Linked DNA regions of Homo sapiens: region 1 is linked to region 2. Evidence: chromatin loops called from intact Hi-C (ENCODE). Cell type or tissue: endothelial cell of umbilical vein. All regions are shown on one strand.

Region 1 (5,000 bases), 180 kb before region 2:
AAACGTAGAGAAGCACGCTGTATAACAGAATACTTAAAATCTCTCCCCAAAGAAATTGACTTCATTTCCAACAAACCATGGACAATTTCAAGCCTAAAGTCACTCTCAAAAACAGTGAAAGTTTGTGAAAAGCAATTGGGAAAAAATTGATAGATTTGTTAGAGATATAGCCTAAGTTGTAAGCTGGATGATTTGCTATAGAGAAATAGAAAGCAAGACATCTGGGAGGAACCCTCTTAGGGTCAAAACAAATCTCAAAAACTGACCTCAGGAACAATTTTTTAAGAAGAGCCCAAATTTTTGGGTCAGTTTGTAAAACAATCTATATTCCAGGGCATTGTTGAAAGCAACAGAGCCATCAGCCAGCAAGTAAGTAGTGGAGCATAATACCTGGGTATGACCAGAGAAAAAGACAAAAGAGAGCTCTCCCAAATCCACTGTGTTGCCAGCTGACTGTGAGCATATCAAACTGCATCCCCTGAGAAACAACTTTATAGACTTTATGCTTCAGAGGAAGAAATAAATTACACCAAAATAATCTAGTCAATCAACAAACAAGTAAATAAGCAAATAACAACAAGCCCCAGAAGACCAGTACCCAGTATTATTACAATATACTACCTAAAATTTTTCAACAAAAAATTATGAGACATATAAAGAAGCAGGAAAGAATAAGCAATACACTGAAAAAAAATTGTAGACAACAGAAACTGCCTGGAAGACTTACCAGATGTCAGATTTAACAGACATCAGATGTCAGATTGAACAGAAAAAGTTTTCAAAGTAGAGATTATAAATAATTTCAAATAATATTTTCAAATAAAATGGGCCATGATTTAAAAAGTATGATTACAATGTCACATCAAAAGACACCTAAAAGTGAAAAAGCTAAAGCTAAAGACAATAAGAAAATTTTGACTACATCAAGATAAAAATGACTCATCACTTAGACTGAAACTCCAGGAAGATTAACAGCTGATGTCTCAGCAGAATTAATTGAGGCCAGAAGGACAACATATTCAGAATGAACCAAAAAAAGCAATTATTAACCAAGAATTCTATATCCACCAAAATAAGGTAAAATAATGACATGTCCTAATAAAAACAGAGGGAATGTGTTGCTAGCAGACCTACCTTATAAGAAGTACTAAAAGAAATTCATGCTACAAACAAGTGAACCCTGAGAGTAATTGGAATATATATATGAAAAAAGCAAAAAGAACCAGGAAAGGTAATTATCTAATTGTAAAAGTCAAGGCATTTCTTTTCCTTTCTTCTTCTAAAAGATTTTAAAAGTAATTGTATAAAGAAGTATATAATGTGATGTTGAGCCTATAACATAAAAATGTAATATTGGTCAATAATAGAACAAAAGAGGTGGGTGGGGGCAAAGCTGTATTGGATTAAGGAAATGACTTCAGATGGCAACTTGTATGCACAGGAACAAATGAAGAGAACCAGAAATGATAAATTAAAAGGCTAACACAACAAAAGCTATAAATGTGTGTGTGTGTTTGTGTGTGTCTGTATTTGCTCTCCTCAATATCCTTAAAAAACATAAAAGCGTGTAAATTTATCATTACAACAATGCATTGTTGGGTTTGTAATATTCAGATATTAGATGTAATAGATGTAATATGAATAAGAATAGTATCACAAAAATGGGGGGAAGGGAACAAAGGTATATAGAAGTAACATTTCTGTATCTCACTAGAATTAATTTAGTATAAATCTCAAACTGATTATTATAAGTCACAGTGTATATAGAAAAACCCTAGAGTAACCACTAATAACTCAAAAATATAGTGAAAAAATAATTTAAAAAATTAAAATGCTACATTATAAAATATTCACTTCATGCAAAAGAAAGCAGTAAAGCAGAAACAGAGGAACAAGAGAAACATGAGATATATAAAAAACAAAAATGGCAAACATAATTCCAACTATATCAATAATAGCATTAAAGGTGAATGGACTAAATAATCCAGTCAAAAGGCAGAGATTCTCAGACTAGATCAAAAAACAAGAGTCAATACATGCTATCTATGGGAAACACACTTTAGATTCAAAATACAAATAGACTTAAAGTAAAAAGATGAAAGAGAAATATCATGCAAACAGCAACCACAAGAAAGTTGGAATGGTTATACAATTACCTGACAAAATATACCTTAAAACAAAAGATATTACTATAGATAAAAGAAGATGTTTTTTAAAAGGTCAATTAACCAGAAAGATACATCAATCAAAAATATATATGCACCTAACAACAGAGCACCAATACATATGAAGCATAAATTGATTTAAATGAAGAGAGAAATAGACAATTCATCAATAATTGGGTACTTCAATACCCAATTTTCACTCATGGGTAGAACACTAAGCATAAGAACCACAAGGGTGTAGGAGATAAAAACAGACATAAGCACCACCTACTGGCCTGGAAGTTGAATGGTGCAACACAACAGGAAATCTGCTGACTCAAGTGCAGAGTACTGGAGAATGAAATAAGCTTCCTGAGACTTCCATCACCCTGAGCCCACAGGAGGCAGTGAGTGAGGCTGCTCACATGCTTAGCACATCACTACAACAACCAGCATTTGAGAAAGTCACCATACAAAGGCTATTACCAAAGAATTTATACAGACTCTTTGCCACTGAAAATACCCAGAACCAAACCCAAAGGACACTACACCACATCATACAGTACAGACACCTCCTCAAGGGGGCAAAATAATCCTGTCCAAAGGGAAGCAAAATTAAAAAATAAGAAGGAGAGACAGCTTATCCAGATAAGAAACAACCAGGGAAACAACTCTGAAAGTATGGAAAAAACAGAATGTAACAACACCCCCAAAGGGGAATACTAACTCCTCAGAACAAATCCTAACCAAAATGAAGTCTTTGAAATATCAGATAAATAATTCAAAATACTGATTTTAAAGAAGCTCAGTGAGATCCAAGAAAAAGCAGAAAACCCATACAAATAGAAAAGCAATTTAGGACATGAAAGAAGAGATAAATGTCATTTAAAAAAATACACACACACAAAACTTCTAGAAATAAAAGATTCAGTCAAGGAGTTACAAAATACATTGAAAGTGTTAACAATAGGCCAAGTGGAAGAAAGAATTTCAGAGCTGGAAGACAGGTCTTTCAAATTAACTCAGTCAGACATAATATTTAAAAAATTTTTTTTAATGAACAAAGCCTTTGTGAAATATAAAAGTGTACAAACCTGTAAGTTATAGGTATTCCAGAGGGAGAAGAAGAAAAAGCAAAAAGTGTGAAAAACCTATTTGCAGAAATACTTCAAGAAAACTTCCCTGGTTTTAGGAGAGATTTTGACATCCAGATACAAGAAGCTCAGAGAATTTCTGGATAATACATTGCAAGAACTTCACCAAGACTATCCAAAGTCAATGTAAACAAAATAATCCTGAATGGCAAGAGAGAAGTGTCTAATTGCATTTATATATATATAATCATATCGGACTAGTAGCTGTCTTCTCAGCAGAAAACTTACAATCCAGAAGAGATTGGGGGTCTATTTTTAGCATCTTTAAAGAAAAAAAAATGCCACCCAATAATTTTATATCCTGTCAGATTAAGCTTCATAAATCAAGGAGAAATAGGGAATTCATCAACACTAGACTGGTCCTCCAAGAAATGCTCGAAGGAGTTTTGTTTTTGTTGTTGTTGTTTTAGTAGAGATGGTGTCTCACTATGTTGACCAGGCTGGTCTAAAACTCTTGGCCTCAAGCAATCCTCCCACTTAGCTTCCCAAAGTGCTGGAATGACAGGCATGAGCCACTGCCCAACCTCAAAGGAGTTCTAAACATGGAAATTAAACAACAACATTCACCATCATAAAAGATCACATAAGTAAAAAGCTCACAGACCTTATAAAGCAATTACACAATTGAAATCCCAAGGCAATCAGCTAACAACAACATGATAGAAACAAAACCTCACATATCAATATTAACCTTGAATGTATGTGGCCTAAATGCTCCACTTAAAAGATACAGAGTGGCAAACTGTATAAAAAAGGAAAACCCAAACATGTACTGCCTACAAGAGACATACATACTGGCTAAAGACAGCTATAGAATCAAAGTAAATGGGTTGAAAAAGATATATCACGCAAATGGAAAACAAAAGCAAGAGAGAGTAGTCATCCTCAATCAAATAAAACAGACTTTAAACCAACAACAGTTAAAAAAAAAAGGGGGCAAAAAAGGTCATTATAAAATGATAAAGAAGTCAATACAACAGGAAGATTTAACTATCCTAAATATATCTGCACCCAACACTGGAGCACCCAGATTCATAAAATAAATACTACTAGACCTAAGAAAACATATTGATAGCAATATAATAAGAGTGGGGGACTTCAGCACCCCACTGACATCACTAGACAGATCATCAAGGCAGAAAATCAACAAAGAAACTCTGGACTTCAACTGGGATGTAGACCAAATGAATCTAATAGAGATTCACAGAACATTTTATCTAACAGAATATACATTCTTCTCACCTCCACATGGAATATATTCCAAAATTGACTATATATTTGCCCATAAAGCAAGTATCAATAAACTCAGAAAATCAAAATAATAACAAGTATCTTCTCAGATCACAGTAGAATAAAATTATAAATCAATACCAAGAGGAACTCTCAAAACTACACAAGTACATGAAAGCAAAACTACTTGCTCCCAAATGACCTTTGGGTAAATAATAAATTAAGGCAGAAATTGAAAGACTTCTTGAAACAAATAAAAATAGAGACACAACATACTAAAATCTCTAGTATACAGCAAAAGCAGTGCTAAGAGGAAATTCTGTAGCATTAAATGCCCTTATAAAAAAAGATAGAAAAATCTCAAATTAACAACCTAACATTGAACCTCAAGGAACTAGAAAAATAATAATAATCCAAACCCAAAACTAGTAGCAGAAAAGAAATAACAAAGATCAAAGCAGAACTAAATGAG
Region 2 (5,000 bases):
AATCCTAGTAAATAGCTAAGAATTGTATTTCTCTTCAAAAAATCACCCTCATCTCTTGAAAGAAAAAAGAAAGTGAAGAACTGTCAGCTTCAGTGACATGGTCACTTTGCCTGAAATACATTTTTAGGAGTAAATTACTTACTGGTATTATTTAAAGGTAGTATTATGAGATTTGATTGCTATGAATGAAGACTCACTTGGGAATTAGGCCATTCTGAAATGTGGCTCCACCACTTACTGGCTGCGAGATCTTGGCCAAGTTACATCACCTTTCCCTGCCTCAGCTTCCTCATAATGAAAATGAAAACCCTATCCCATAGGGTTTTATGACAAGTCAACGACATAAACACAAGTAAAGCTTTTAGAACAGTGCCTGGCATGTATAAAAGCACATTAGCTATTATCATGCATTATGAGTTTCTAAGTTGTTTTGAGTTAAAAGTAAAAGAGCATTGCCTGGGCATGGTGGTTCACACTTGTAATCCCAGCACTTTGGGAAGCCGAGGCTCACCTAAGGTTAGGAGTTCGAGACCAACCTGGCCAACATGGTGAAACCCTGTCTACTAAAAATTAGCTGGGTGTGGTGGTGTGTGCCTCTAACCCCAGCTACTTGGGAGGCTGAGACAGGAGAATCGCTTGAACCAGGGAGGCGGAAGTTGCAGTGAGCCAAGATAGCACTACTGCACTCCAGCCTAGGTGACAGAGTGAGACTCTGTCTTAAAAAAAAAAAAAAAAAAAAAAAAAAGAGCATTACTATGGTGACAGAAAACCAAGAGTCTCATTCAGGGATCAGCTAATTTTTTCTAAAGGAACAAACAGTAAATATTTGAGGCATGCACAACTACTCACTTTGACCTTCTAGTGTGAAAATAGCCATGGACATACATAAACAAACAAATGAGTATAGCTGTGCTCCAATAAAACTTTTTTTATGGACACTGAAATTTGAATTTCATGTAATTTTTACACATCACAAAACATTATTCTTTTCATTTTTTCCCCCAACCATATAAACACGTAACACTCCTTCTTAGCTCAGGAGCTGGCTGCACAAAAACAGGCAGCACAGCCAGTTTGCCAACCCCTGGTCTAGTCCCAGCTCTTCCTGTAGCTAGCTGGCTGTGGGAGCCTATGCCATAAGCCTTACACGTGGTTCCTAGGTGGAGGCATCATCACACAGAAATACTTGCCTTCCAGTCCCTTGTGAGAAGTCAATGAGACAATAAATATGCAAGCACTCTGAATGGCAGGCTGCACTATACAAAAAAACAGTAGCCAAAGGCAGCAGCGATAACACTTGTTTTTAAAAAATTGGATTCCAAGTTGCTCTAGAGCAAAAACTGTGAGACAGAAAATTGTCACTGGGCAGGCAGTGTGAAATGGTTGAAAGAACTACACTTCCGAGTCAGATATCACTTCCAGGCTCCCCCTTTATGACCTGTAGTCCTTCGGTATTTAAAATCTCTAATGAGCATAAGTTTCTTCACCTGCAAAACCAGGAAGGGAATTCCTACCTCACAGAATGAGACGTTAGTGAAACAAGTACATAACCCACCTAGTGCCAGGCATTTAGTAGGTGCTCAATTTAAAAATTGCACTCAACATCATTATCAGTGTTCGAGTGCAAGTCCCAAAGGTTCCTTGGGAGGCTGTAACTAATCAGGAGTAGGAGAAAGTTGAGGAATTGGAGTCCGTGTACATAGTGGGACTAGAACCCAGGTTTCCTGCCTAACTAATGGAAGTTAAGCAGGCCTCTACGGGCCTGTCTTCCAAGCTGCAGACGAACCCTCAGGACCTACCAGCTCCATCGCTAGATACTGTGAACTCCGCCTACAGCCCCCAGGCCCAACCAGGCTCGAGCGTCAAGTCACTGCACCATAATACTTCGGTCCCACGGCACTTTGCTACGACCGAGGTATTACAGTGCAAAACACCCTCAAAAGCCACAGCCTGAATCACCACTTAAAAATGCGACAGGGCAGGTAGGGCAGACGCGAGACTTACGTGATTAGGGGTAGACCCGAAGACGTACTCTTCAGTGTGCGGAAGGATCCCCAACGGGATGCCCTCCCGCGGCCGCCGCAGTCGCCGCTGTCGCCGCTGAATACAGTTCAAACCTCGCGGGAGGCCCCGGGAGCCAATCGCTGCGCTCGCCCTCCGACCCGGAAGCAGAGCCACAGCGCGTCGCGGCAGCCCCCAAGGAAGACCAGCCTGCCTCTGGTCGGTTCCTGGCGCTCTGCGGTGCGTATCGAGCTGGGAGCCCGAGAGGCCGGGATGCTTTTCTGCCGGCCGCCCAGCCTTGCCACTCTATTCCCAGGAGTTCTTCCTTCCCACTTCGGGCCCCGGGAGGTGGGAGCGGGGTCTTGAGGAACTCGCCTGGCCCGGGGAGAGGTGTCGGCGCTCATTGCAGAGACTTATCTTGTTCCCTCCCTTCTTCTCTGCCGTTGTAGTTTTACAGGGGCAAGTCCTGTCCAACGTGTACGGTGAGGCCCCGGCCACTGCTTTAATGAGCAGTAGGTGTAGGGACGGAACAATTTCGTGACCTCGAATCTCTTGCACTTCTATACCTCTCTGTCTCCGTGTCCATAACACTTGCTGGTCACCCTTCAAAAGTCTCCAGTCCCTGATGTCCATTCCTAAAGTTACTAGTTTATAAGCGTCTCGAGGTGGGACTCATTCTCAGTACATACTCTTAAGGTGCTTGATATGTTTGTTACTGAGTCCAGCTGTTTTCAGGACAACCCTTGTGTCGAATTTTTTAAAAAACCAAAAACTCTAAAACCCATAATTCTCATGTGGGAATGCTACTTCCAGAATGCACACTAGTCCCTGACAGGTTAAGGTCTTCTGCCTAGTTTTAAGAATATTATTATTTTAATTTTTAAGTTCCGGGATACGTGTGCGGGACGTGCAGGTTTATTACAAAGGTAAAACGTGTGCTATGGTGGTTTGCACACCCATCACCTAGGTATTAAGCTCCACATGCATTAGCTATTTATCCTGATGCTCTCCCTCCGCCCAACCCCCTGAACATTATTTTTATATCACACATTTTGGTACTCCTTAACAACAGATCCTGTATTTTCTATCTGTTTATATTATAGCCCTTTTCACGTTGAGTCATAACTATCCCTAAACTGTGGTCTCCTTCAAGCCAGGAGGCTGTTTTTTTCTTCATTAGCGCTGGTTCTCCACACACAATGAAGTCTTCCAAATCCTGGCCCTGCTTATGAGCTTGGCAAGTTAGTTAACCTACTGAAGCCTCAGTTTCTCCATCTACAAAATGGAGACCAGAGGTAGTACCTGCCTTTAGATTTGTACAGATACCAGATGTGATCATGTCAGTAAAATGCTTAATATGGTACCTACAAATAGTGGTTCATAAAAGTTATTAATTTTTATTAACATTTGCTGTTAAAATGATTCCATCTTCAGATGAAATACTATTTGTTTTAGATAATCTAAACAGAACTTTGCAGTGTTATTGTCTGCTAGAATCACAGATATGGGAAAGAGCTGTGGAGCAAATGTGGAACCATTAATAACTAGATTTAATATTTTTCCTGCAGTTTCTGTCCCTTGATAAGTACTTTAAATGTTTCTTTTGAGCTTTCTGTCTCATTGTAACACCACAACCTTATTTTGATGCATTTGCTGAATGACTAACATATTGACCATTGTAATTGTACCTGTGCTCTAATCCACAGTTTCGTGACCTTGTCCAGTAGAAGGCTATTTAATTTTCACAACTGCTTGAATTTTGACATACAAGATGAAGCAAGATGCCTCAAGAAATGCTGCCTACACTGTGGATTGTGAAGATTATGTGCATGTGGTAGAATTTAATCCCTTTGAGAATGGGGATTCAGGAAACCTAATTGCATATGGTGGCAATAATTATGTGGTCATTGGCACGTGTACGTTTCAGGTTAGTCTACAAAACTGCACCGAATGACAGTGAACATATTTCACTACTAAGAGAACTTACACAAACCAAATCTAAACTTTGAAAGTATATTGAGTTTGAATGTTAAAAAAAAAAAAGATAAGATCCATAGAGAAAGATGTTCCCAGTTATATGTGCCTGAGATTTATGTAAACATTATATAGATAGTGAAAAAGAATGGTATGAGGCTTCACTTTTGCCTCATGATCATTAATGGAATATTCTGATAAGTGAAGGCTATGATTAACTGAACATTGGTATGTACAGGAAAAAAACAATATAAATGAGATCCAATTAATTACGGTTTTTCTACATCCTGCTTTGACATACAAAACCAGCTAATGTTGAGAGCCCAAAAAACAATCTTCCAGGAGATTTTATAGCTTTTATAATATTCAGCTTTCCTATTAGTATGCTGTCATACTTTTTGTGCATCTAATGTATGCAGAATATGGAGTCATATTAATTGAGCAGGCAGTTAAGCATAGCCATTAAGAGCATGAATTCTAGAACTGGAATGCCTACATGTTTACTCCTGCTTTACTTACTTCTTACTAGCTATGAGACCTTGAATAAGATATTTAGCATCTCCTGTAAACATGAGGAAACTAATGCTTGAATTTTAGTATATGTAAATATACTAAATAAAAATTCCAAGAGGGCATCTGACAACATTGTAATCCATATGTATGTTTTAGTTGTCATTGATACGAGCAGTGGTAACACTCTCAGGTTTAATCACCAAAGTAAGATTGCTTTGTGGTGAACATAAACCATGTTTTCCCAGAGGAAAGCTAGTTTTACATGTAAGAGAGACTTGGAACAATGAAGGTTCAACCCTCAGGACTATCTGGTTAATCCTTTGTCTATCAGAGTATTATTATTATTTTTATTTTTTTTTTTCAGACAGAGTTTTGCTTGGTCGCCCAGGCTGGAGGTCAACCTCGGCTCACTATAACCTTCATCTCCCGGGTTCAGTTGATTCTCCTGCCTCAGCCTCCCAAGTAGCTGGGATTACAGGCATGCACCACCACACCCAGCTAATTTTTGTATT

The links. Hi-C counts contacts between places; a loop is a spot of excess contacts. Peaks named below come from ENCODE experiments on the same cell type or tissue, not always from the same donor. Only the 100,000 strongest peaks of a DNase experiment are listed, where the experiment ranks them.
Region 1: it touches region 2 in a loop (2.6-fold over the local background); 2 of 110 quality-filtered maps call a loop at or near these places.

What each region holds. Positions count from the first base shown.
Region 1 is chr12:102,298,708-102,303,707 of GRCh38, reverse strand. The region is part of intron 3 of LINC02456 (long intergenic non-protein coding RNA 2456); the gene reads right to left. Among named protein-coding and RNA genes, the nearest start is that of LINC02456, 22 kb to the right of the region's middle. In endothelial cell of umbilical vein, a CTCF peak has its summit at 2,441 (motif pointing left); a DNase peak (open chromatin) is centred at 2,467.
Region 2 is chr12:102,117,291-102,122,290 of GRCh38, reverse strand. NUP37 (nucleoporin 37) reads left to right here and starts at 2,177. Exons shown (of 10, transcript NM_024057.4): 1 at 2,177-2,241; 2 at 3,708-3,928. The coding sequence starts at 3,773. It overlaps PARPBP (PARP1 binding protein), which reads right to left and starts at 2,108. Exons shown (of 11, transcript NM_017915.5): 1 at 2,005-2,108. RefSeq lists enhancers at 705-1,262, 2,307-2,376. In endothelial cell of umbilical vein, no CTCF peak of the experiment used is centred here; a DNase peak (open chromatin) is centred at 2,140; H3K4me3 peaks cover 1,628 bases; H3K27ac peaks cover 1,516 bases.